Linked DNA regions of Homo sapiens: region 2 is linked to region 1. Evidence: read pairs that join two places in POLR2A ChIA-PET (ENCODE). Cell type or tissue: GM12878. All regions are shown on one strand. Links, peaks and the distances in the headings refer to the core of each region. The heading gives the core; the rest is flanking DNA.

Evidence for each region. ChIA-PET counts read pairs that join two places held together with the same protein. Peaks named below come from ENCODE experiments on the same cell type or tissue, not always from the same donor. Only the 100,000 strongest peaks of a DNase experiment are listed, where the experiment ranks them.
Region 2: POLR2A ChIA-PET joins it to region 1 with 10 read pairs; 31 of 35 experiments call an interaction of 5 or more read pairs at or near these places.

Annotation. Positions count from the first base shown.
Region 1 is chr12:121,585,873-121,588,784 of GRCh38, reverse strand. The region is part of intron 1 of KDM2B-DT (KDM2B divergent transcript); the gene reads right to left. Among named protein-coding and RNA genes, the nearest start is that of KDM2B, 6.3 kb to the right of the region's middle. In GM12878, for the core only: no CTCF peak of the experiment used is centred there; no DNase peak of the experiment used is centred there.
Region 2 is chr12:121,635,482-121,638,393 of GRCh38, reverse strand. It overlaps the pseudogene ORAI1. Among named protein-coding and RNA genes, the nearest start is that of MORN3, 33 kb to the left of the region's middle. RefSeq lists enhancers at 472-561, 622-691. In GM12878, for the core only: no CTCF peak of the experiment used is centred there; no DNase peak of the experiment used is centred there; H3K4me3 peaks cover 529 bases; H3K27ac peaks cover 1,288 bases.

The DNA.
Region 1 (2,912 bases), core at 302-2,801:
CCCAGCTACTCCGGAGGCTGAGGCAGGAGGAGGCTGAGGCAAGAGAATCGCTTGAACCCGGGAGGTGGAGGTTGCAGTGAGCCGGGATCATGTCACTGTAGTCCAACCTGGGCGACAGTGAGTCTCCGTCATAAAAAAAAAAAAAAAAAGAATATTTGTTTTAAATTGCAAAACTCATACAAATATGGCAAATCTCTAACATTTGCCAACACTGGATGCTGGATACACGAGTCTTTATTTATTTTATTAATTTTTTTTGAGAGGGAGTCTCACTCTGTTGCCCAGGCTGAAGTGCAGTGGCACCATCTCGGGTCACTGCAACCTCTGCCTCCTGAGTCAAGCGATTCTCCTGCCTCAGCCTCCTGAGTAGCTGAGATTACAGATGTAACCACACCTGGCCAATTTGTGTATTTTTAGTAGAGACGGGGCTTTGCCATGGTGCCCAGGCTGGTCTCGAACCCCTGACCTCAGGTGATCTGCCTGCCTGAGCCTCCCAAAATGTTAGGATTATACGCGTGAGCCACTGCACTAGGCCCTCTTTATTTATTTTATAACTTTCATTATGTTTGAAATATTTGACAAATGTAAAAGGTCAAAATTGTTGTTAAAGACGCAAATAATATATAAATATAACCCCGTTAAAATTTTCTCCCCTCCTGTGAGGGAATCAAAGGTAGTGGTTTGCCGCGCAATTCCAAGCCTTTCTTTTTTTTTTTTTTGAGATGGAGTCTTGCTCCCGTTGGGCAGGCTGAAGTGCAGTGGCATGATCTCGGCTCATTGCAACTTCTACCTCCCAGGTTCAAGCGATTCTCCTTCCTCAGCCTCTCAAGTAGCTGGGATTACAGGCGAGCGCCACCACGCCCAGCTAATTTTTGTATCTTTAGTAGAGACAGGGTTTCGCCATGTTGGCCAGACTGGTCTCGAACTCCTGACCTCAGGTGATCCATCTGCCTCAGCCTCCCAAAGTGCTAGGATTACAGGAGTGAGCCACCGTGCCCAGTCTCCAAGCCTTTCTTATCTTTTTTTTTTTTTGGTGGGGGGGCACACATATATATATACAAATATTACTATAAATAGCTTGTTTTGACATAAATGGGTCATAATATACACTTTACTCTGTGACTTTTTAAAACCAATCGAATTTTCTATCACAACACTCAGATTTATGTAACACTTAAATAATACTTTTTTTCTTTTTCTTTTCTTTTTTTTTTTTTTTGAGACGAAGTTTCGCTCTTGTTGTCTAGGCCCCTGGGGTGCAATGGTGCGATCTCGGATCACTGCAACCTCTGACTCCCGGGTTCCAGCGATTCTCCTGTCTTAACCTCCCGAGTAGCTGGGATTACAGGCACATGCCGCCACGCCCAACAAATTTTTGGTATTTTTAGTAGAGACGGGGTTTCACCATGTTGGCCAGGCTGGTCTCCAACTCTTGACCTCAGGTGATCCGCCTGCCTCAGCCTCCCAGTGTTGGGATTACAGGCGTGAGCCACCGCGCCCAGCCTAAATAATACTTTAGAATGGCAGTTCTACAGATAGCACGTGGAAAGGGGTCCAAGATTATAGTCAGTGAAAGGCAAGATGAGAGATGGTGTGTATATTTCTTTCTTTCTTTCTTTTTTTTTTTTGAGATGGAGACTTGCTTAGTCACCCATGCTGGAGTGCAGTGGCATGATTTTGGCTCACTGCAATCTCTGCCTCCCGGGTTTAAGCAATTTTCCTGCCTCAGCCTCCTGAGTAGGTGGGATTACAGGCGCGTGTCGCCATGCCTGGCTAATTTTTGTATTTTTAGTAGAGACAGGGTCTCATCATGTTGACCAGGCTGGTCTCCAACTCCTTACCTCAAATGATCTGCCCACCTTGGCCTTCCAAAGTGGTGGGATTACAGGCATGAGCCACAGCACCTGGCTGGTGTGTATATTTCTGTGATACAATAATACAAGAAAATAAGGCTGGGCGCAGTGCCTCAGGCCTGTAATCCCAGCACTTTGGGAGGCTGAGGCGGGCAGATCACCTGAGCTCAGAAGTTCGAGACCAGCCTGGCCAACATGGCAAAACCCCGTCTCTACAAAAAATACAAAAATTAGCTGGGTGTGGCGGCATTTGCCTGTAGTCCCAGCTACTCAGGAGGCTGAGGCAGGAGAATCGCTTGAACCAGGGAGGCAGAGGTTGCAGTGACCCGAGATCATGCCACTGCACTCCAGCCTGGGCGACAGAGCGAGACTCCGTCTCAAAAAAAAAAAGAAAAAAAAGAAAAAGAAAAAATTGTGGAATATCTCATAAATACAATAGAATCTGAAAAATATTTAACTATACTTTAAGGAACAGTCTTAGATGCCCAGCAGGTGGATTAAGAAACAGAAAGTCACTAGTATCTCTGTTCACATTCCTTTCCTGAATGGTCTTTTGCAGCATTTTGTGTTAATCATTCCTTGCTTTTATTCCTGTTTTGTGACTTATGTATCTATATCTAAAGAATATTTAGCCTGTAATCCCCCACTTTGGGAGGCTGAGGGGTGGATCACTTGAGCTCAGGAGTTTGAGAACAGCCTGAGTAACATGGCAAAACAGAGTCCCTACAAAAAGTACCAAAATTAGCTGGGCCTGGTCTTGCATGCCTACAAGTCCCAGCTACTCGGGAGTCTGAGGTGGGAGCATTGCCTGAGCGCGGGAGGTGGAGGCTACAGTGAGCTGTGATCACACCACTGCACACCAGAGCCTGGGTGACAGAGCAAGACCCTGTCTCAAAAAAAAAAAAAAAATTTAGTTTTGGTTTAGGTTTGCCTGATTTTGAATCTTATAGACTTAAAAAAGGAATAAAATGGAATTATTTTTGAGTAGGTAATACATCTGTGCGGTACAAAATTCAAGAGGTACTACAGCATCTAAAATGAGATTAAGTCAATAAGGTT
Region 2 (2,912 bases), core at 221-2,720, 50 kb before region 1:
CAAACCCTCAATAAAAGTGAGCTTCATTATTACTCAGTTTAGGAACCTCATCCCCACCCCACAGTCTCTTTACAACATCCTCCAGAGGGGCACACTCAGGCATAAAGAACGCCAGGCCAAACTGGCAAACCCATGTTCCAGCTCCTTAACTGCCTGTTTACCGGTAACCTTGGCCAAGACCCTCCTCAACACCCATAAAAAAAGGGGCTGCAGCGAGATGAAGGTCACAATCTGGATCTGACTTGGGGTCGGACATCTCTGAGAATCTGAAGATGGTGGACACTCTCCTTAAAACAGCCAAGTATCATTTATTCACAGGACTTTTCTGACAATTTCAACAGGATTCACAGGCTTTTGTCTAAGAATGCCCACAGTGGATGGCAGTATGTACTTCTCAGTCCAGGCGTTTACAAAACATTTCAAGCTCATATAAATTTGGGGCAATGCCATCAGGATTTCTACCGTGTTTAAGATCTTTGGTGGCCGAAAGCCAGCCCTGAGAATTCTGAGTCCATGCGGGTGAGGGTATCTCAGCACATGTGGGTGCTGGACACAAGACGTGGGGTAGGTCACCAGGGCACGGCAGATGGAGGGCCACATCCTGCAGCTCCCTTGTCTCTGCCCCCAGGCCTGCCCACACCTGGAAGAGGGGAGCCCCCTCCAGCAGCCAGTGTCTCCTGCCACCTCCCCACCCCCAGCACTTCCTCTTCCTGCTCTGGCCTGCCACCCCGGAACCTGAAACCCAAGACAGGACAAGCAGCAGCGGCTGTTGCTGAGCTGCCCCAGGTCCACTGCTACTGATCCACTCACTGGAAACGTCTGGAGCCTTTAGGTGGCTCAGGCCCTGAGCTGGCCGCTGGGGTGTGTATGGGGGGCCTGTATACAGGTCTGCAGTCCCATTCTGCTCCCTACTTGGTGCCTCGCCTGTGCCCCAGCCACCCCCGAGGTAGTGTCTCTCCCCCTCTATGCAGTCAGGACCACAGAACAAACCACACAGCTGGCTGCAAACTGGCTCCTCCACTTACAAAGCTGTTGACCTTGGATAAGGATCTCAACCTCTCTGTGCCACAGCTTCCACACCTATAAAATAGAGGCTGACAGGGGCAGTGGCTCATGCCTGTAATCCCAGCACACTGGGAAGCTGAGGAGGGTGGATCACTTGAGGCCAGGAGTTCAAGACCAGCCTGGCCAACATGGTGAAACCCTGTCTCTACTAAAAATACAAAAATTAGTCAGGGGTGGGCCAGGTGTGGTGGCTCATGCCTGTAATCCCAGCACTTTGGGAGGCCGAAGCAGGCAGATAACTTGAGGTTAGGAGTTCAAGATCAGCCGGGCCAACATGGTGACACCCTGCCTCTACTTAAAATACAAAAAAATTAGCTGAGTGTGGTGGCACACACCTGTAATCCCAGAAAATTGGGAGGCTGAGCCATGAGAATCGCTTGAACCTGGACATGGAGGTTGCAGTGAACCGAAATCATGCCACTATACTCCGGTGTGGGCAACAGAGTGAGACTCCATCTCAAAAAAAAAAAAAAAATTAGCTGGGGTGTGGTGGTGGGCACCTGTAATCCCAGCTAATTGGGAGGCTGAGGCAGGAGAATCGCTTGAACCCGGGAGGCAGAGGTTGCAGTGAGCCAAGATAGTGCCACTACACTCCAGTCTTGGTGACAGAGCATGGTCTGTCTCAAAAAAAAAAAAAAAAAAGAGAATCCCACGAGTTACTAATACCATTATTCTTCTTTTACAAACGAGGAAACTGAGGCTCAGAAAGGTGATGTCAGCTGTCCAAAGGGTTACTCTGCTGCTGGATTCAAAACCAAGTCCACTTGGCTCCACAGCCCGGGTATGAAGGGGGCAAAGGAGCACCTCCCTCACATGGTGGCTGAGATTAAATGTAGTTTTCATATGTAGATGTTTAGCATAGGGCCAGCTACAGCAGCTCAATAAATCTTGGTTAAAAAGAAAAACACAGGGCCGGGCGCGGTGGCTCACGTATGCAATCCCAGCACTTTGGGAGGCCGAGGTGGGTGGATCACGAGGTCAAGAGCTCGAGACCAGCCTGGCCAATATGGTGAAACCCCGTCTCTACTAAAAATACAAAAATTAGCTGGGCGTGGTAATGCGTGCCTATAGTCCCAGCTGCTCAGGAGGCTGAGGCAGGAGAATCGCTTGAACCCAGGAGGTGGAGGTTGCAGTGAACCAAGATCGCGCCATTGCACTCCAGCCAGGGCAACAAGAGCGAAACTCTGTCTAAAAAAAAAAAAAAAAAAAAAAAGAAAGAAAGAAAGAAAGAAAAACACATAAAGCAGGCACACACCTGTAATCCAGCAATTTAGGGAGCTGATGTAGGAGGATCACTTGAGTCCAGGAATTCGAGATCTCCCTGGGCAACACAGTGAGACCTCATCTCTACAAAATCAAAAAATTAGCTGGGTGTAGTGAGTATACCTGTAGTCCTAGCTACTCAGAAGGCTGAGGTGAGAGAATCCCTTGAGCCCAGGAGGTTGAGGCTACAATGAGCCGTGATTGCGCTACTGCACCCCAGCCTGGGCAACAAAGTGAGACCCTATCTCACACACACACACAGACACACACACACACACAAAGAAAAAAAAATTAGCTGGATATAGTGGGCATGACTGTAGCCCCAGCTACTTTTTGTTTTTTGAGATGGAGTCTCACTCTGTCACCCAGGCTGGAGTGCGCTGGCACAATTTGGCTCACTGCAACCTCCCCCTCCCGGGTTCAAGCGATTCTCCTGCCTCAGCCTCCTGAGTAGCTGGGATTACAGGCGCCCGCCACTATGCCCAGCTAACTTTTGTATTTTTAGTAGAGACGGGGTTTCACCTTGTTGCTCAGGCTGGTCTTGAACTCCCGACCTCAGATGATCTCCCCACCTCAGCCTCACA